2 separate regions of the Homo sapiens genome follow, and region 2 is linked to region 1. The links are chromatin loops, found by intact Hi-C in ENCODE. Cell type or tissue: A673. All regions are shown on one strand. Each heading gives the region's core, and the rest is flanking DNA. Links, peaks and the distances in the headings are about the cores only.

Region 1 (4,636 bases), core at 397-4,396:
CAATAGTTGATAAACAACATTACTGTGTACCTATGTCTATGCATAGAAGGAACAAAGATGTTAAATGTTAACTATTCTAACATGATTCTCAAGAATAATAATAGAATTATATTTAAGAATGCTGAATAATATTATTAAATAATACTTAAATATGCTTATATATGCATGTGTACATTTAGATGTGTAGTTTATCTACATATCTATCTACATATATAAATATACATATGCATATGCATATATAAACATAGATAAGTCTTACTTACTAAAGTGTTACTAAAAATGTCAGAGGCTATAATGAGAAGACCAAAAAGTGAATTCAATCCTATTAAGTATATATTAAAGTAGATTTTGAATTTGGTGGTAAATTGGTCACAGGCCCTTGAAACATATGTACACGATATGTTTCTCACAGGCCCTTGAACCTCCTGTTCAGCATAAATTCTACAGCATATATGTACACTGTATGTTTCAAGGCCCTGTGACCAAACATATGTACACTATATGTTTCTACTTTCTCTACACTACAGAGAGGCTGTGTGTGTGCGTGTGTGTGTGTGTGTGTGTATATATAATGTATATACAGCCTCTCTACACTATAGATTAGAAAATGCAAATTTTGTGGCCAGGTGCAGTGGCTCATGCCTACAATTCCAGCACTTTGGGAGGCCGAGGTGGGCAGATCACAAGGTCAAGAGTTCGAGACCAGCCTGACCAACATGGTGAAACCCTGTCTCTACTCAAAAATACAAAAATTAGCTGGGCTTGGTGGTGCACGCCTGTAGTCCCAGCTACTCAGGAGGCTAAGGCAGGTGAATTGCTTGAACCCGGGAGGCGGAGGTTACAGTGAGTGGAGATTGCACCACAGCACACCAGCCTGGAGACAGAGCGAGACTCCATCTAAAAAAAAAAAAAAGTTGTAGCATAATTGTAAATATTTTGTCCTGTATATAAGATTACATCTGACAGGTTGCTATTTTTACCCTAATCAAATAAAAATAATTTCTTTCATTGGTCTATAATAATGGCATCCTCTTTTTTTTTTCTGAATAGAGAATCAAGTAGAACTTCTATTATTTCCAAGAAATTGTGGACAAACCTTGTCATTTTGCATCTACCATTCCCATGTTGCTTGTCAAATGAGGATCCTGAACACAGTTTCTAGGATGATGAGGACGTTGTAGTTCTCCTATTATTCTGCTGATGGAATTAGTGTTCAGGGTGGTGCATTCTGGGATGACTGCATCTGTCCTATGCTATGAATAGTGCTAGCCTAGTACTGAAGGTAGGTCAATGTATCATGCACTTGAGGTATTTGCCTGTTCATTTTTAGTGTTGAATTTAGCATAATGCACAGCATTGGAGAAGACAGAAGAAGAAGAAAACCATTTAGATTTGCTCAGATACCAAAATTATGGCAAAGTGTATGGCTTTTAGGGATGTGTTTATTCCTGTCCAAGCCTATCAACATTGTTTCTCAAGACTATGAATTTACAGTCATGGAGAAGGTCTTCCCATTGGCTTCCTCTTGATGCCTTCTAAGTACTTAAACACATAACAATAAACAATAAGAATAGCAGAAATGTGCACATAACTCGTGCCAACTCTGCTGGCATAAATCCGACACTTTTATTTGGGCCACAACAGGACACGAAAGGGTGAGATATTATACTGACATGGGGTGTAGAATTTCTTCTCTGACTTCTCACTCCAGTGTGCTTCCAGGAATTAGTGTTAATTACTACCAAGAAAGCTGTGATAGATAATTCTGATCACTTCTTATTTTAGTTATATATGAATAATTCAGGAAAAGCCAACCTCTCCACCCTATCAAAAACACTCCCCACTTTCAAACTTTCTCTGAGAACTGTGCATAGCTAGTAAATCAATTTGATGATTATTCTATTCCAAAGAGCATGCAATGATTTACATTTATATGCCACAAATTTCCTTCCTGTTGCCCCAGCAAGAGCTAGAGCATGATTGATAATGATGCGAAAGTGCTGGCACAGACGTTCCGCGGCCTCAGCATGCTTGCGTTGCCCAGTGTGACAAGCTCCTCCTTGTATGCACAATGCTCTCATGCAGGTAGCATGTGACGCAAGGCCGAGAGTGCCAGCAGATTCTTGATTGTTTTAGTACGGGACAAGTACTGACCCCTATGACAATAAATGTGTTTGGCATTTATCTTCTTAGCAGGTCAATACTGAATGTCATCCTTAGGGGAGGGGTGCTGTTTAGCTTCTTGTAATTAGTTTAGTTGCCTCTGTTGAATCCCTAATGGACTCCTGTATCATAAAAAACATTCTTTTCTGGAATGGTTGTCAGTTTCATTGTGTCTGCTCCCTCCTTCCAAGCCTCCCCTCCCCACTTTATTCTCTTCCTGGGAAAAAGAAAAAATAAATAAACACAAGTTTGAAAGATTAAAGTGATACCAAAGACAAAAATGTATCCCTCTTTATTCTACTAATTTACAAATTCTATAATCAGAATTAAAGGAAAGATACATCTTGAATTTTGTTAGACTTACAACGTTCATATCATTATGAAATTATTTCTTTTGAAAACTTTAAATAACACTCAGTTTTTGGGTATTATGCCTTTCTCAGAAAATAATCTCTGGAGATCCTACTGTTCTGCTGTCAAGGTGAAAGTGGTCACTACAACTCATGTTGCTTCCCAGGATGATATGATTGTTATTATTTCTTATTAACTGAACAAGATGACAATCACAGATAGGCAGTTTTTTACCCCTTAGTGTTTTAGCTCTTTTAACTTCCCATGGACAATACAATCAAATCTATAAAAAGTATCCATACCAAAAATATAGGGCAATCTAGGTTGGAAATGTATTTCATTCAGCGAAGTGAAATTTAATATTGTAGGATTTAAGTTTTGGTTAGATATCAGATACTCTTAATGAAGATATTTAAAACTATGGCAAAGTGTTTCTCAAATTTTAGCTTAGCTAAAGATCAGTCAGGATGCTTGTTAAAAACACACTTACAGGCATCATCGTAGAGATTTTGATTCAGTAGGTATGGCAAAAAAAAAAAAAAAAATCAGCATTTCAAAAGTGCCCCCACATAATTACAGTAAGGTAGTTTCTGGAATCATCTGGAAAAACAGCTGTGGGTTTTTTAAAGTAGTGTTTTTTTTTTTTCTTTATGCTAATAAAATATAGGTTGACTCTCATCTGCAGATTGTAGTCAATTTTTCTGAGATTATGAGTCCCATTAAATTTTCAAATGGGATCACGCAAAGAATACACTGTCCTGCATTCCATCATAGCCCCATTCAGTATTTTTAATTGCAATATTTCTTATAAAAGTGACTTTTGGAGTATTTTTGTTTGTCTTCTTTTTTAGTAAACATAATTTCCTTGGGTTTAATATCTGCATTTTATTTTAATAAGTAAATATTTTTGGAGTTTGAGTGCAAATCTAAGAAATTAGAAATAATATACTTCTATGTTTCGCTTTATCTGGGGATCCATAAGTGGGTTTCAAGGACAAAATATGTGTGCAACTATCTGTTAGGTTTTTCAAGCATTCATTTATTTACTGGAGCTTCCATGACTCCCAAAGAGGTCCATGTCTCAAGAAACATTAAAATTTAATATAGGAAAATTAGAAGGAGAGTCATAGAAATGCAAAACCCCATTTACCAACAAGTTGTTAAAGAAATGACTGGCCATCTTTTTGTTGGTAATGTGTCACCTTTAAAGGGGATTAATAGGGCCTAACAGGAAAGCATCATTTCTTTGTTCTCTTCTCAGCCTGGTGAGATAGGGTTTTACAAAGTGGTTGCTTAGTAACTTGCCCAGTATGACTATTTTTCCTCTCCCCATATGCAGACATAGTTAATTGCGAGATTTTGAATTATTACAGTAATTTTCTATTTCAGTGACCTTATTGATAGAAGAGAGAATTACAGAATTTCTGAAGTCAAATTTTTTGATCTAGGGCAGCATATGGTAATGACACTGTATTCTGGATATATGTAAACTACTCATTAGAAATGAAAACAAAAGTCTCAGAAAAGAAGTGTTGACTTGATCAAAGTCCCTAAGATAGTAAATAATTGAGTCTAGGAGGCTTAAAACCAGATGTATCTTATGCCAAAGCCCATGGCATGCTTTCCCATCCCAACTCGATCCTATCTCAGTTTTGTTTGGCTCTAATCATCATTAATATATTTCCTTGGTAACCAAGAGTTAAAATGACATGGACAGTCTCCCTTACGTTTCCCATTAGTTCAAATTATTAAATGATGCTTAGAACTAAATTGAGTATAAGGGTTTCCTTATTATTCTTCAACTTCCTGATTCATGAAACTGCAGAAAAAATAAGAATGTTTTAGGTGTTCTACTTTTAGAAGAATGAAAAGAAACAGTGACCCAACAGTTGAATACTACTGTGACCATAAATTGCCTTTATGCCAGATTTTCATCTGTATCAGGAAAATATTACCCATAATCTCATTTGACAAGATAATCTCTGAGCTACCTCCATACCAAAATCATTTGTATTGTCTTTTGATCTTTTGATCTTTACCCCATTGCCTTTTAATGTGCATTCTATGTTAAATGATTTTACATAAATGATTATAATTTCTTGACATAGGGATTTTTTCTGCT
Region 2 (4,636 bases), core at 462-4,461, 74 kb after region 1:
TCATGTGTTGTCCAGTATTTGTTGTTATTGTCACTTGCAATGGCGTTTCACCATTCTATTGTCAGCTCCTATATGGCAAGGGGGCAAATCCTACACATGTTGTGCCTGTCACCACACAGAGTATAGTGTCAGGACCATAGTAAAAATATAAAGTCAAGACGTTTAAAAGATTGATCTCTTTAGCAAAACTTCAGAAAATTTTAATCACAATAAAATAAAGAATATTGAAGCAATATTTAAATTTGAGATTTATCAAAGCACCGTATTTTTTTTACTTGAGTTGTTTTGCTTTTGTAAAATTTTATTCTGAATCTTATTTACTGCAAAAACCATAATTGTAATTCAAATCTTAAAAACTAATGTATTCTCCAGCTTTTGGTCTGGGCTGAATCAGTGTCAAAGCTAATGTATATCTTTGTACTGAATATTTTAACTCGGACATTAGTTGGGGGCCACCGTCTTCATTTAAAGCCTGAGATATTTCAGCTCAATATATTGGCTTTCTATTTTCCTGAAGGGAGGGAAAGAAAGAGGGGGAGGAGGAGAAAGAGAAAAATCAGGAAAAGAAAGAGTAAGAGGGAGGACAGGAAGAAAGAAAGAAGAAAGGAGGGAAGAAGGGAGGGAAAGGAAGGAAGAAAGGAGGAAAAATGATAGAAGAGGGAGGTATAAAAATGGTCTTTCTACTCAGAGCTGAAAACCCCTGGGTTTAGGTTCTTTTTAACATAAAAAGATTATATTTATTTGCTAACATTTTTGGTGGTGGCAATTGGAGAGGATGGCAACAGTATTCTTTGACTGTTGATTTATTTTTGTTTTACCAAATAAAATAATAAAACAGTCATCTCAGATACTTTGCTCGAAAGTTTTGTATTTTCTTTTTTTAAATATCATGCATTCCTAATGTAGATGAAAATTGGGTAAAATGCAGCAGTTTGATTTTTTAAAAATAAAAATTTGCCCTGTAATATTTAATGTCCTACTATTAGTTAAGTAGACATTCTTTAATCTTTCTTGAGCTCCCTGGTACTGGGATCCAATATCTGGCATTGAGCCTGATGCAGGTGGTGACTCATTACATTCTGTTTGGATTAAATCATTCACTTCAAGCTTTTCTTCTGACCGTAAATTCATACATATTTTTTTCCTGGGTAGAAATCAAAGAAAGTGTTTGACTCTTTAATTATGAAGACAATTTTTAGAACCACATCTAAATCTTTTCCCATGGGTATTTTCTGACAGAATAACTATTTTTATCCAGAGCTTTTCTTTACAATGTTATTTACCCACATTGTAGTTTTATATGGAATTATGTTCAGGCTTATCAAAAAATTTTGGCTACGGAGTTATCTCCCCACATTTAAGTCATAAATACTTATTGCCTCTTCCAGAAATTCTCCAAATATGAGTAGATTGGAGTTTTATCCTGAAGGTGCTCTAGTTCCACTGACCCAGCTCCATTGGTGCAAGCCATAAAGACTGGCTACTATAAGCCTGATTATAAAATAAATCTCAATAAATTTAATGGAATCAAAAGCATGCAAGATATATTCTTCAACCCAATGAAATTAAATTGGAAATCAACAAACTGATAAAAGCTGGACAAATCCACAAATATTTGAAAATTAAGCAACACACTTCTAAATAACCCATGGGTCAACAAGACCACAAGGAAATTTAGAATAAGGTTTTAACTGAATAAAAGCAAAAACAAAACATATTAAAATTTACAAGATGAAGCCAAAGTAGTACTTAGAGGAAAATGTATAGCATTAAACACCCACATTAGAAGAACAAACTTTCGCCTTAGGAAAACAGATAAAGAATAGCAAACTAAAAGCATGCAGAATGAAGAAAATAATAAACACTAGATCAAAAACCAATGAGATAAAAAGCAGAAAAACAGCAGAGAAAATTAATTCAATCAAAAGTTGGTTCTTTGATAAGATCATTAAAATTGACAACACTTTGCTAGAATCAACAAAGTAAAACAGAGAACAGACAAATTACCAAAAATCAGGAATGAAAGAGAGGACATTCCTATTGACCTTAAAGAAATGTTAAAGATCATAAGGGATTAGTAAGAACAAGTTGATGCCAACAAGCTAGACAAATCAGAAGAAACTTTAAAATTCCTAGAAAGACAAAGTACCAAAATTGACTCAAGAAAAAATAAGCAACCTTAACTGATATATTACAAATGAAATATAGAATTAGTAATGAAAATGTCTTCCTACAGAGAAAAACTCAAGCCCAATTTCCTCGGTAAATTCTATGAATCATTTAAAGAAAAAAATGACAATTCATTACAAACTCTTTCAGAAAAATAGAAGAGGAGAGAACACTTGCCAAAGCTTATACTATAAGGATAGTATTATTCTGATATTACAGCCAAACAAATGCACTATAAATTATGGACAAATATCTTTCATGTAGATAGATATAGATACAAAATTTCTCAACAACAAAATGTTAGCAAACAGAATCCAGCAGTATATGGAAGGGATTATAAACCATGACCAAGTTAGATTCATACCGGAAATACAGGATTTGGTTTCACATTGAAACACTAATTAATGTCATATGCCCAATTGATGGGATAAAGCTGAAAAAATTTACATGAAAATTTCAATAAACACAGAAAGATAAACCCAGCACCCACTCATAACAAAAATTTTCACAGATAAGGAATAGAAGAGATTATTGCCAATCTTATAAAGGACACCTACAAAAAACCTACAGCTAACATCAGACATAGCTGTCTGATGTTAATGAATGAAAAGAGTTGAATACCTAAGATAAATCGAACCAAAGAAGTGCAAGAGAATACAACATTGACAAGAGAAATTAAAGATCTAATTAAAGGAGATCCACTCATGTTCATGAAATGAAAGATTAAATACTGTTAAGATGTTAATTCTTCTGGACATGATCTTTAGCCTCTCTGCAATCCTTAATATCCTAACGGGCTTTTCTGTAGAAATTGACAAATTGACCCTAACATTTGCGTGGAAATGCAAAGGACCCAGAAAAGCAAAAACAGTTCTGAAAAGGAACAGAGTTGGAGGATTCATACTTTCCCACTACAAAACATAAAGAAACATAAAGTATAGACCACAGTAATCAAGCCAATATGATATTGGCATAATGATAGACATGTAGTTAAACAGAGCAGAACTGGGAATCTGTAAATCATTATATTTATGATCTGTTAATTTTTCAACACAAGTTGCAAAGCAGTCAATAGGGTATAGGACAATCTTTTCAACAAATGGTGCTGGTATTGGATATCCACTTATAAAAATATATTGTCTAAAAATATCTACCAGAAATTGTATAATCACTATAATCAAAATGTTTTACTACATATACTGCACATAATTTTTAACTAAAATGAGATAAAAGTAATTTTATCTTATAATATAGCTGTAAAAACATCTTAAGCAACTTAAGTGTTTCAAATATGTAACTTACAAATTCTAAAGTTTTACATTTATTTCTGTTACAAAGGATAAATGAACAGTTATTTATAAAGTTGAATATATAGTTGCATGAAGGAATTGATTAACTTATGTCATCCTGATTAAAGATTTAAATGTATTTACATGAAATAACATTCAACCTAGTCAGAGCATTTTGAAAATAGATATATTGTTAAACTAAGTAGTTGAGTATTTAGTTCTGGCTTTTATTCTTGTTATTGAACTGGCAAGCTCAGTTGCATGTAATTTATAAAATTTGCATGGTGAATGTTAGACAACATGATGCCCAGAATTTTAGATTAAACCAGGTGTATTATTATTTAATATAGGTTGAATTATATTATGAGCATTTTTCTATTACATGAGCTATTACACAATATTATACACTTAAAAGTAAAAACTCAATTTAGAGGCAATATAGCCATTAACAAAGAAAATAAGGCAAATATTCTTTTTTTAATAATCCTCAGATAAAAGAGAATTTAACATGTGTAATCTTCAGGGAGTATAAACCCAGGGTTTTGGGTAAACTCATACTTGTAGGTTCTTGGTGTCTTCTATCTATGTGCTGTATAGGAATGAAAAAGACAAGTACTCCTGAGTTAAGCTGGGAACTACTGGGCATTAAATGCATGAATGAACAGAAAAAGTTACTCATTATTCAAGACATCCATTTTTGCTAACAAAAATTAAAAGAAAGTCTCTAATTATATTCACACTGCCTCTTCACAGCCTGATACTAATAAAGGATGGAGTATATTTCAACCAAAATAGCGGTTTGGCATATGTTGAGAAGACTTAGAGAAATTGGGAGTTAAAGTGATATTTTCAACTCTAAAACATCCCCTTGGCACTACAAAAATCTTCTATTTTTGACCCAGGAAATGGGACTGGGATATGGCCATGGCCAACTGGCCTTAAGGACATTATTAAAGAAAATCCACATTCAAGAAAAAGATGAGATAAGTAACTACAAAAGGCAGAGTTATTTTCATTCATAATTAGCCCTTCAATGCCATTTCTTACAAGCTGATACTGGGCCTAATCCCTGCAATTCCTGCTTTACCAGCAAGTCCTGGTAGAACCTTCTGAGAATTTTCATATTCCAGGGTTCTTCTTGAAATATTCCACCACTAGCCTGAAGGCAAGTGTAAGCT

What was found. Hi-C counts contacts between places; a loop is a spot of excess contacts. Peaks named below come from ENCODE experiments on the same cell type or tissue, not always from the same donor. Only the 100,000 strongest peaks of a DNase experiment are listed, where the experiment ranks them.
Region 2: it touches region 1 in a loop (2.2-fold over the local background); 1 of 110 quality-filtered maps calls a loop at or near these places.

What each region holds. Positions count from the first base shown.
Region 1 is chr6:9,129,803-9,134,438 of GRCh38, forward strand. All of the region lies in intron 1 of LOC107986562 (a long non-coding RNA gene), which reads right to left. Among named protein-coding and RNA genes, the nearest start is that of HULC, 480 kb to the left of the region's middle. In A673, for the core only: no CTCF peak of the experiment used is centred there; a DNase peak (open chromatin) is centred at 1,949; H3K4me3 peaks cover 545 bases; H3K27ac peaks cover 1,539 bases.
Region 2 is chr6:9,203,310-9,207,945 of GRCh38, forward strand. No RefSeq gene overlaps it. Among named protein-coding and RNA genes, the nearest start is that of HULC, 550 kb to the left of the region's middle. In A673, for the core only: no CTCF peak of the experiment used is centred there; DNase peaks (open chromatin) are centred at 1,052 and 2,532; H3K27ac peaks cover 2,598 bases.